Regions from separate parts of the Homo sapiens genome. Here region 1 is linked to region 2. The links are chromatin contacts, found by Hi-C or POLR2A ChIA-PET in ENCODE. All regions are on one chromosome and are shown on one strand. Each heading gives the region's core, a stretch centred on a gene start or an enhancer-like site at or near the end of the contact. The rest is flanking DNA. Distances are from core to core; before and after follow the strand shown.

The links. Hi-C counts contacts between places; a loop is a spot of excess contacts on that map. ChIA-PET counts read pairs that join two places held with the same protein, here RNA polymerase II (POLR2A). Pooled maps may share reads with other maps.
Region 1: a loop to region 2 is called in a map of breast epithelium, with 2.2 times the contacts of the local background. The contact joins two enhancer-like sites. A Hi-C loop is called at or near these places in 14 of 168 maps with a recorded cell type or tissue (CD4-positive, alpha-beta T cell, CD4-positive, alpha-beta memory T cell, CD8-positive, alpha-beta T cell and 9 more), 5 of 37 single-sample maps with no recorded cell type and 19 of 50 pooled maps. POLR2A ChIA-PET finds 5 or more read pairs at or near these places in 7 of 52 experiments (A673, HepG2, K562 and 4 more).

Annotation. Positions count from the first base shown.
Region 1 is chr1:24,618,365-24,624,242 of GRCh38, forward strand. No RefSeq gene overlaps it. Among named protein-coding and RNA genes, the nearest start is that of SRRM1, 22 kb to the right of the region's middle. Within about 2 kb of position 1,272, at least 2 of the 41 ENCODE cell types and tissues checked have a DNase peak (open chromatin) inside an H3K27ac peak, as active enhancers do; they include breast epithelium, where a contact is called at or near this core.
Region 2 is chr1:24,572,521-24,578,542 of GRCh38, forward strand. All of the region lies in intron 1 of NCMAP (non-compact myelin associated protein), which reads left to right. Among named protein-coding and RNA genes, the nearest start is that of NCMAP, 19 kb to the left of the region's middle. Within about 2 kb of position 3,876, at least 3 of the 41 ENCODE cell types and tissues checked have a DNase peak (open chromatin) inside an H3K27ac peak, as active enhancers do; they include breast epithelium, where a contact is called at or near this core.

The DNA of each region.
Region 1 (5,878 bases), core at 22-2,521, 43 kb after region 2:
TACTCTAGCCTGGGCAACGGAATGAGGCCCTGTCTCAAAGAAACAAAACAAAACAGATAGAGTAGGGCCAGGCACGGTGGCTCACACCTGTAATCCCAGCACATTGGGAGGCTGAGGCAGGAGGAACACCTGAGGTCAGGAGTTCAAGACCAGCCTGACCAACACGGTGAAATCCCGTCTTTACTAAAAAATACAAAATTAGCCAAACATGGTGGAGAAGCCTGTAATCCCAGCTACTTGGGAGGCTGAAGCAGGAGAATTGCTTGAACCTGGGAGGCAGAGGTTACAGTGAGCCAAGATTGCGCCATTGCACTCCAGCCTGGGCAATAAGAGTGAAACTCCGTCTTAAAAAAAAAAACAGATGGAGTAGGAGTGAGTGAAGGGAAGTGGGAAAAGAAGAGAAATAAAGAAGAGAGCTCTGGGTCAGGTGTGGTCGCTCACGCCTGTAATCTCAGCACTTTGGGAGGCCGAGGTGGGTGGATCACCTGAGGTCAGGAGTTCAAGACCAGCCTGGCCAACATGGTGAAACCCCATCTCTACTAAAAATACAGAAAGTAGCCAGGCGTGGTGGCAGGCACCTGTAATCCCAGCTACTCAGGAGGCTGAGGCAGGAGAATCGCTTGAAACTGGGAGGTGGAGGTTGCAGTGAGCCAAGATCGTGCCACTGCACTCCAGCCTGGGCAACAGGAGCGAAACTCCATCTCAAAAAAAAAAAAAGCGCTCTGCAGGAGAGAAAAGCTTCGGTTTCGCAGAAGCCCAAAGGAGATAGCGGGAGATGGGCTGGGAAGAGAAAAGAGGCTGACAGATCTTCATTCCTTGGCTATTTTGAAGGCAGTGGAGAGACACTGAAAATGCTTGAGTGGAGAAGTGGCAAGATCAGATCTGTGCTTTAAGGAGATTAATTCTGCTACAATGTGCAGAATGGATTGGTGTGGGAGAGACTGGAGGCTGGGAGAACAATTTAGAGCCTATTGCAAGAAGTAACAGGCGCATCTGTGTATCTGTTAGTTTTAAAATGCCTTTTCCAAATAGCCCACTAAGTGTTAAGTTTTGTTCTTTTTCTTTTTTTAAGTAGCTATTTGTGGGTGTGGAGTAACCCAACAAAAATGTCCCCAGGAATCATCTCAGGCCCACTGGATGGGGGCACACAGCAGGGGCATTGTCTCAGTACTGTAGCCCTTTGTCCCAGGACACCCATTCCCTTCACAGAAAATTTCCTGGCAAAGAAGCAAACTCCTGTGGTTCAGCAGATACTACCATCCCGGCCGTTGCCAGACTGTCCACATTTGGGAGAAGCAGGTAGAAACAAGACTGACCTTCAGGTCGCTGGCGATATGAAACCCTCTTTGTCTGACTTCAGCTCAGCTATTATCAGGGAGGGTCCCTCGCTGGCTGAAATTCAATCTCTTGAATACATTTTACCTGGGCCCCCATGGTCTTACAGAATGCTGCAGTGGCTTAATTGATCTCAGAGAAATATAACAACCAACTTATTCATTCTTTCCAGCTTTCCAGTTCTTGCCCTGGAAGGCCCATGGGAGTAAAAGGGATTTTTAAAAATTCATATATGCATAATTACAACCTCAAATTGAAGGATCTGTGAATTGGACAGTTTGCTCCACTTAGAAAAAAAGGGGATAAGAGGGTGATGTTTATTTCATTTTGTTTGTTTCTCGGTCCCCAGATGAGATGGTTCTACCATTCTCTCCAATTCATGGCACACTGTCATCTTTGACCATGTAGAGCCCCTCCTGTTTTATAATTTTTTTCTACTTCATCCTGAATTTCCACTCCTACTTTTTTTTTTTTTTTTGAGATGGAGTTTCATTCTTGTCACCCAGGCTGGAGTGCAGTGGTGCAATCTTGGCTCACTATAACCTCTTCCTGCTGGGTTCAGGTGATTCTCCTGCCTCAGCCTCCCCAGTAGCTGGAATTACAGGTGCCCCCCCCACCACGCCCGATGAATCGTTTTGTATTTTCAGTAGAGATGGGGTCTCACCATGTTGGCCAGGCTGGTCTCGAACTCCTGACCTCAGGTGACCCACCCGCCTCGGCCTCCCAAAGTGCTGGGATTACAGGTGTGAGCCACCACGCCCAGCCTCACTTCTACTTTTCTTCCCCACTATAGACATCCTCCTCTAATTTCTTTATTATGTCTCAGATTAAAAACAAACAAGAACCCTCCGTTGACAACACAGGCCCCTTCAAAGCACTGCTCGACCTCTCCGCTTTCCTGGACAGCAAACCTGTTCGAAAGTGCTGTCTCTACTGCTACATCCATTTCTCTTCCATGTCTTTCTAGAGCCCTCTCCCATCAGGCTTTCATCCCTCGTTGCACTAAGTTGTCCTTGCCAAATCTACTCAGTCCTCCACCCTCATCTATCTACTTACTTAGCCAAATTGGCCATAGCCTATGACTTCCTCCTTCTGGAATTATCTTCTTGTTTGGCCTCTGCAACGCTGCCTTCTCTTGGTTCTCTTTCGAATGCAGTGGCCGTTCCTTTTCAATCTCTTCTGCAGGCTCCTCATCATTTTCTCTGCTTGTAAATAATGGAGAGCCTGAGTTTGCCGTCAGACTTCCAGACTACTTATGCTCACTCCCTTGGTACCCTCATCTGACCTCATGACTTAAATACCATCTATATGCTGCAGCTCCTAAATGTGTAGCATCAAATCTCTCTCCTGAATCCTAGGCATGAATGGCCAACACACAACTTGGTAGCTCCACTTGAATATCTTTTTTTCTTTTTCTTTCGTTTGTTTGTTTGTTGAGACAGGGTCTCACTCTGTCACTCAGGCTGTAGTTCAGTGACACAATCTCTGCTCACTGCAGCTTCGATCACCTGGGTTCAAGCGATCCTCCCACCTCAGCCTCCTGAGCAGCTGGGACTACAGGCTTGCGCCACCATAGCCAGCTAATATTTGAATCTTTTTTAGGATGGGGTTTCACCGTGTTTCCCAGGCTCGCTGAGATATCTAATAGGCATCTCAAACATCTCAAAACCAAACTCTTGTTTTTTTCAGCTAAATCTACTCCTCCCCTAGTCTTTCTTACTCAGTAACAAGCAGCTCCATTCTTCCAGATTCTCAGGCCAAAATCCTCAGCAACACCCTTGATTCCTCTCATTCTCTCACACCCACCCATTAGTAGTTGTCTGCTCTGTTTTTAAATTAAATATCTTCTTCCAGTTTGCAACTTGTCTTTGTACCCTCTGTGGTATCTACTGATGAACAAATGTGTTTAACTTAATGTCAGGTTTTCAATTTTTTCTGTTATGGTTGGCACTTTTAAAAAAATATCTTGGCTGAGTGTGATGGCTCACACCTGTAATCCCAGCACTTTGGGGAGGCTGAGGCAGGTGGATCAGTTGAGGTCATGAGTTCGAGACTAGCCTGGCCAATATGGCAAAACCCCATCGCTACTAAAAATGCAAAAATGAACTAGGCGTGATGGCATGTGCCTGTAATTCCAGCTTCTCTGGAGCCTGAGGCAGGAGAATTGCTTGAGCGTGGGAGGCAGAGGTTGCAGTGAGCCGAGATCATGCCACTGCACTCCAGCCTGGGTGACAGAGCAAGACTCCAACTCAAAAAAAAAAAAAAAAATATATATATATATATATATATATATACACCCTATCCTTAGGTCTTAAAGACATTTTGAAGCTCTTTTTTGTTTGTTTATTTTGCCCTTTCCATCTCTTCTACCACCCTATTCTAAGTCATGATCACCTCTGCCCTGGGTCAATGTAACAGCCTATTTACTGCTCTCTCAGCTTCTAGCATTGCCTCTACACAGTAACCATGCTGATCTAAAAATAAGCCAGATCATTTCATTTCTGTGCTAAAAAGCCTCCAATGGAGTTTCATTGCATTCCAAGCAAAAGCCTAAGCATCTCTAGGAAGTAAGAGAGGGTGGGGTGGGCAAAGCCCTGGGGGATCTCGCCCCTCACAACCCCTCTCGCTTCCTATGGCTCTCTCCCCTGCTCCACTGCAGCCACTTGCTGACCTCCCAGAGGAGCCTGGAACATGCCAAACACACTCCCACCTCAGGACCTTTCACCTCCTGTTCTCTTCGCCTGGAATTCTCTTCCTCCACAAATCCACAGTCTTGCTCCTCCTCTAAAAGCAGGCTTTGCTCAGCTCAAAGGTCAACCTTATCAGAGAGAACTTCCCCTGAATTTTACTTAAATGTGATCCGGATATTCTTTTTTTTATTTTCCTCACTGAACATATTTTTTTAAAAGATCTCACTATGGCCGGGCGTGATGGCTCACACCTGTAATCCCAGCACTTTGGGATGCCAAGGTGGGCGGACCATGACGTCGGGAGATTGAGACCATCCTGGCTAACACGGTGAAACCCCACCTCTACTAAAAATACAAAAATTAGCAGGGCATAGTGGCAGACCCCTGTAGTCCCAGTTACTTGGGACACCGAGGCAGAAGAATCACTTGACCCCGGGAGGTGGACGTTGCAGTAAGCCAAGATTGAGCCACTGCACTCCAGCCTAGGGGACAGAGCGAGACTCTGTCAAAAAAAAAAAAATTCAAATTTTAAAGTTTTTTTCCTTCAGCATTTTGAAAATGTCACTTCGGGCTAGGCACAGTGGCTCACACCTGTAATCCCAGCACTTTGGGAGGCCGAGGCAGGTGGATCACGAGGTCAGGAAATCGAGACTATCCTGGCCAGCACGGTGAAACCCCGTCTCTACTAAAAATACAAAAAATTAGCTGGGTGTGCTGGCGGGCGCCTGTGGTCCCAGCTGCTCAAGAGGCTGAGGCAGGAGAATGGCGTGAACCGAGGAGGCAGAAGTTGCAATGAGCCGAGATCGCGCCACTGCACTCCAGCCTGGGCGACAGAGCAAAACTCCATCTCAAAAAAAAAAAAAAGAAAGAAAGAAAGAAAGAAAATGTCACTTTGTTGGTGTTTTTTGCATCCCAGCGATTAAGAAGTTCTTTTGGGGCCAGGCCTGGTGGCTCATGCCTGTAATCCCAGCACTTTGGGAAGCTGAGGCGGACAGATGACTTCAGCCCAGGAGTTCAAGACCAGCCTGAGCAACATAGCGAGACTCTTGTCTCTACAAAAATTAGCCAGGCGTGGTGGTGCTCACCTGTAGTCCCAGCTACGTGGAAGGATTGCTTGAGCCCCAGAAGTCGAGCCTGCAGTGAACTGAGATCACATCACTACACTCCAGCCTGGGCAACAGAGTAAGACCATGTCAAAAAAAAAAAATCTTTTGATCTTTTGTTGACAATCTGCTTTTTCTCTCCACAAGTTTATCCTCTACCCACATTGTGTTATATCTGTAAATGTAACTTTTTTTTTCTTTTTTCAAGACAGGGTCTTGCTCTGTCACCCAAGCTGGAGTGCAGTGGCATGATCATAGCTCACCGCAGCCTGAAACTCCTGAACTCAAGGAATCCTCTCACCTCAGCCTCCCAAAGTTCTGGGACTACAAGCCCACATCACTGCACTCATCTAATATTATATATATATATTTTTTCCTTTTTTTTTCTTTTTGTAGAGACAGGGTCTCTCTAATGTTGCCCAAGCTGGTCTGAACTCCTGGGCTCAAGCGATTCTCCTGCCTCAGCCTCCCAAAGTGTTAGGATTATAAGTGTGAGCAACTACACACTGTAACAATTTTTTAAATGGCTTTGAACACCCTCTAACTCAAATCAAGAGTTGAAGCCTTACCAATACTGTTGAGCAATTTACTTCTGTGCCCTTTCCCTCTCTTCTTCCATCCTACTCTCCAGAGGGAACCACTTTCCTGAACATTCCTCACTTTAAAAATGATTTTATCATAGATTGATGCTTCCCTAAACAATACAATATTTAGTTTTCCTAGTTTTTTCCAGCTTTTTATAAATGAGCT
Region 2 (6,022 bases), core at 2,626-5,125:
CCCGCCTGGCCAAGCTCCCCGTGCCAGGGCCGGCTCTGGACACACCAGCCCACAGAGGCACACTCGCTTGCACACTTGCTCACACACTCACCGCCCCTCCCCACTGCTCAGCCCCCTCCTCCTAGGAGTACACAGGCCCCCTGGAGAGCTCAGCACCCCAGCACACCCACCACATCCTTCCCCAAACCTCGTTCCTGCTCATGTTTGCATTTCCTGGACCCCCAGCTCACACTTGCCTCGCACGTTCCGCACGTCCTAAAAGTCTCTTCCACTTTTCCTCTGGCACGTCAAGGAGCGGGCAGGATGGGTGCTGCCAGGCCCTGGTTTGGGAAGCAGAAAACTGGATCCCAATCCTGCCCCAGTAGCTCTGTGATTTTGGACGATTTACTCAGTCTCTCTGAGCCTCAGTGACCCTGGGTGTGAAGCAGAATGGAGTTTGATAAGGATCCAATGGGACTGTGAACATGAAGCCCATGCCCAGTGGTGGGCATGGAAAAGGCACCCAGAAGGAGCAACCATGACTGTGTGGGAAGTGTCCACCCTCTACACCCCAGGTCTAGGAAAGCCAGGCCCTGCTCACACACCTCCACGCCTGTCTATGGGGCAGACCTGGGTCCTCCCAGCCTTCACACCTGAGGTTCTCCCAGGCCCCATCAGCCTTCAGGGACAGGACTCATATCACGTTGAAACCAGGTGGTTCGGCTCAAACACAGACCCCTGAGCTTAGCTCTGTAGTGGGCAAGGCATCAGTGTCTATGATGGTTAATTTTAGGTGTCAGTTTGACTGGGGCTGGGCGCAGTGGCTCACTCCTGTAATCCCAGCACTTTGAGAGGCCAAGGTCGTGGATCACGAGGTCAGGAGTTCAAGACCAACCTGGCCAACATGGCGAAACCCTGTCTCTACTAAAAATACAGAAATCAGTCAGGCGTGGCAGTGTGTGCCTGTAATCCCAGCTACTCAGGAGGCTGAGGCAGGAGACTCACTTGAACCTGGGAGGCAGAGGTTGCAGTGAGCTAAGATCGCACCATTGCACTCCAGCATGAGTGACATAGCAAGACTCTGTCCCCCCTACAAAAAAGAAACAAAAACAAAAACAAAAACAAAAACTTGACTGGACTGAGAAACCTAGAAACCGGCCAGGTGCAGCGGCTCACACCTATAATCCCAGAACTTTGGAAGGCCGAAGCAGGAGGCTCTCTTGAGCCCAGGAGTTCGAGACCAGCCTGGGCAACATAGTAAAACCCCATCTCCAGAAAAAATATAATTAAAATTAGAAAAGAAACCTAGAAACCTAGTAAAGCATTATTTTGGGGTGTGTCTGTGATGGTGTTTCCAGAGGAGATTAGCGAGCGAGTCTGAGTGGACTAGACGGGGAAGATCCGCTCCCAGTGTGGGCGGCACCATGCACTCTGCTGGGGACCCAGAGAGGACAAAAAAAAAAAAAAAAAAACAGAAAAAAGGGGGAATATGTCAGTCTAGCTCCTGGAGCTGGGATACGCTCATCTCCTGTGTTGGACAGCAGAACTCCAGGCCCCCTGGCCCTTGGACTCCAGGACCCACACAGCGGCCCCCAGGTGCTTAAGCCTTCAGTCTGGGACTGAGAGGGGTTTTTTTTTTTTAGACGGAGTCTTGCTCTGTTGCCCAGGCTGGAGTGCAGTGGAATCTTGGCTCACTGCAACCTCTGCTTCCTGGGTTGAAGTGATTCTCCTGCCTCAGACTGCTGAGTAGCTGGAATTACAGGTGCGTGCCACCATGCCCAGCTAATTTTTGTACTTTTAGTAGAGACGGGGTTTCACCATGTTGGCCAGGCTGGTCTCAAACTCCTGACCTCAAGTTATCTGCCCACCTCGGCCTCGCAAAGTGCTGGGATTACAGGCATGAGCCACCGCGCCCGGCCAACGGGACTGAGAGTTATATCATCAGTGTCCCTGGTGCTGAGGCCTTCGGGCTTGGACTGAGCCACGCTCCTGATGTCCCAAGGTCTTCAGCTTGCAGATAGCCTGTCACCGGACTTCGCAGCCTCCACGATTGCATAAGCCCATTCCCTTAGTAAGTCCCCTCTTCTGTATCTGTATAACACATTGATCCTGTCTCTCTGGAGAACTCCGACATATACCATGTCCCAGGACTCTGAGCTCCACAGCAGATTCTTCAGAGACAACATCAGGGGCCCAGTAGACACTGGAGACGGTGTCCAGGACAGGTCAGCTCTGAGAGAACCCTGAACCAGCAGTACCAGGAGCACGAGGCACAGTAGACAAGGCCCGCAATACTTTTTTTTTTTTTTTTTTTGAGACGGAGTCTCACACTGTCGCCCAGTCTGGAGTGCAATGGCATGATCTCGGCTCACTGCACCCACTGCCTCCCGGGTTCAAGCAATTCTCCCGCCTCAGCCTCCCAAGTAGCTGGGATTACAGGCACCACCATCATGCCTGGCTAATTTTTGTTTGTAGAGATGCGGTTTCAACATGTTGGCCAGGCTGGTCTTGAACTCCTGACCTCAGGTGATCCGCCAGCCTTGGCCTCCCAAAGTGCTGGGATTACAAGCATAAGCCACCACACCTGGCCAAGGCCCATAATACTTTTAAGGGCCCATTAAGATGTTTTAATTTCTGGGAGGCGGAGGTTGCAGTGACCCGAGATCGTGCCACTGCACTCCAGCCTGGGCGACAGAGTGAGACTTTGTCTCAGATAAAAAAAGATGTTTTAATTTCTTTAAAATCAAGCAGGGGAAAGAACTTTTAGAGCAGCAAAAAAGTTTCAGTTTTTTTCCCTCGGGTTGGAAAAAAAATAAAATTTTTAGAGCCCACGAAAATGTATTACGCTGGGAGAGCCCCACAGAAGTCATAATGCACCCGACTGAGTCTTCATTCGTTCAGACAGGTTTATTGGGCAGGGTGCTTTCTGTCAGCTCTTATTTGATCCTTACAATCCAGATGAGGAAATGAGGCTCCTGGAGGGTGAATAATTTGTCTACAACAGTGATTTTAAAGGTGACAGAGGCAGAATCTGAACCTAGGTCCATCTGAGCCCAAACCCTTGTCTTCGCCAAGCCACACTTGGCATTTGCAAGCTCATCACTGTATTTAACCCAGTCCTCACAGATTAGGAGCAATTGCCCCGTTTTAAAACTGAGAAAACTGCCCGGGCGTGGTGGCTCATGCCTGTAATCCCAGTACTTTGAGAGGCCGAGGCGGCTGGATCACCTGAGGTCAGGAGTTTGAGACCAGCCTGACCAGCATGGTGAAACCCCGTCTCTGCTAAAAATACAAAATTAGCCGGGCGTGGTGGCATGTGCCTGTAATTCCAGCTACTTGGGAGGCTAAGGCAGGAGAATTGCTTGAACCCAGGAGGCGGAGGTTGCAATGAGCCGAGATCGCACCATTGCACTCTCAAAAAAAAAAAAAAAAAAAAAAAAAATGAGGAAACTAAGTCCTGGAGAGGAGAAGAAAGCGCCTTGCCCACAGTAACTTGGCTAGTTAGTGAAGGAGTCAGAACTAGCTCCCTCATCCTGATCCTCTCTGCACAGCCGCATTGCCCCGTCCAGAGCTTCTCCTGCCCTCCCTCGCTGTCCCCATCCTCCACCCTCACCACTGCCACCCTGCACAGATGGCTCCCCTGCCTGTCCCCCGACCTGCCTTTCTTGGTCCAGTTTCCCAGCCACAGAAAGGCCACTTAGGTCTGTGCGGCATCCACATCCCACCTCCTGACAAAGCTGGGGGCTGGCACTGCTGCTTGAGAGGGTGGGAAGAAAAGACAGGCGGCAGGCCAAGACGAGAGTGTAGGTTTAAATGACACCGCAGGTCCCCCAGACAAACGCCCCTCTGTATCTTTGGGCCTATTGTGACTGGCCACTGGCCAGCTCACACCGTGGGCAGCTTGAACGGCTGGGATTGTTTCCCCAACTCCTGTCCTCTCTGGAGTCCAGCGGCTGCCAGGCCCAGGCTTGGCAGGAAAGGGGAGGGGTGTTCCTTCTGGAATGGAGGGTGTGGAGGCAAACAAGCCTCGGGGAGGGTGTCCTGAACCAAGTGAGAGGCTGGAAGAGTCACAAGGAGGAAGGGGCCAGAGAGGGAGGTCCCTGGTCCCCAGCTGTTCAGTTTGCAGGAGGGCAAACTGCAGTCCAGACAGAACAAGTGGCCTGCCCCAGGTCACACAGAAAGTAAGTAACAGGGGTGAGACTAGAACCCAGGATTCCTAACTCCAGCCCAGGGTTCTTGCCCCCCATCTCAGGCCTCTCTGTTGGAGTTTTCAAGATGGCCGTGTTAAGTAGGTGAGGTAGTGAGCCCCATAGACCAAGACCTTGGGACTCAAAGAAAGGATGTTACACAGGACACAGTGGCTCACACCTGTAATCCCAGCACTTTGGGAGGCTGAGGCAGGTGGATCACCTGAGGTCAGGAGTTCAAGACCAGCCTGGCTAACATGACGAAATCCTGTCTCTACTAAAAGCACACACACACAAAAAAATTAGCTGGGCGTGGTGGTGCATGCCTGTGATCCCAGCTCCTCGTGAGGCTGAGGAAGAAGCATCACATGAATCCAGGAGGTAGAGGTTCCAGTGAGCCAAGATTGCGCCACTGCACTCCAGGCCTGGGCGACAGAGTGAGACTCCGTCTCAAAAAAAATAAAAATAAAAATAAAAAATAAAAAGGATGTCACATGCTAAAATTATAGAGCACTAGATTTCCTAGAATTTCATATTAAAATGCAGATACTCCCAGAGAATTGTCATCCTTAACTCATTAATAACAAACACTTTGTGGTTAGCCAAGCCCTTGGATAAGGCAGAGGAAGAGACAGAGAAACAAAAGCGAGACCACTGAAAGATCCATTAGGGATAAATTCAGATTTTTGGAGTTTCTAAGAAGGCACTGGCCTTGTTTTTTTTTTTTTTTTTTTTTTTTTTTTTTGGTTTTTTTGTTTGTTTTTCGTTTGTAGAGATGGGTTCTCACTACGTTGCCCAGGCTGGCCTCCAGCTCCTGGCCTCAAGTGATCCTCCCACTTCGGCCTCCCAAAGTGCAGGGATTACAGGCTTGAACCACCATGCCCGGCCTGGCCTTGGTTCTGGAAGTCAACACACTTGGTTCCAAAGAGATTGCTGGCACTCATTTGGAGTTGAATTTTTTCCTGCACTCCCATCCCCAATTTTTTTTCTCAGAAGTTTTCAGTTGCCCTGTTCATGGCATAGATATTAACTACATCTACATAGTCTTGCTTTTTGTAGGTGACTATGAAGTGACTCGGAAACCTCAGTTCGAGCTTTTGGGAGACTTAGTGCCTTACGACAGCAGGGTGGTTGCGAGGAAAGCTTAAAGGAGAGATGCATGGGCCGGGGGTCGGGGGTCTTACAAGTCGCCTCCCGGCCATGGCTCCTTTAGGGGTGGTTTGGTTCTTGCTGCTGCTGTTGCGCATTTTGTTTTGAATGAATTAGAAAAGAGGTCTAAAAAATGTACCAAATAGGCCAGGCACAATGGCTCACGCCTGTAATCCCAGCACTTTGGGAGGCTGAGGCGGGTGGATCACTTGAGGCCAGGAGCTGGAGACCAGCCTGGGCAACATAGTGAGACCCTGTTTGTACTAAAAATACAAAAGTATTAGCCAGGCATGGTGGCATGTGCCTGTAATCCCAGCTACTCAGGAGGCTGAGGCACGAGAACCTGGGAGGCAGAGGTTGCAGTGAGCCAAGATCATGCCATTGCACTCCAGCCTGTGGGACACTGTCTCAAAAAAAAAAAAAAAAAAAATTGTACCAAATAAACTACCAATGAACCTTCCTCTGTCTATGTGCTCCCGGGGGCTTTGCTGGCCCTCAGTCTCCCCATTTGTAGAAGAGAGGGCAATGGACACAGGAGTTTTCCAACTGGGGTCTCCAGGATCCTGGGACACGGAGTTGCTTCCTAGAGCCTCCACAGAGGGTGTGTGGTGTGGTGAAGAGAAATTGGGAGTGGGGTGGGAGGGAGGGTAGCTGGAATAGAAAGGAGGAGTTTTAATCCCTAAGCCTGTTGGGGGAGGGAGCTTAGT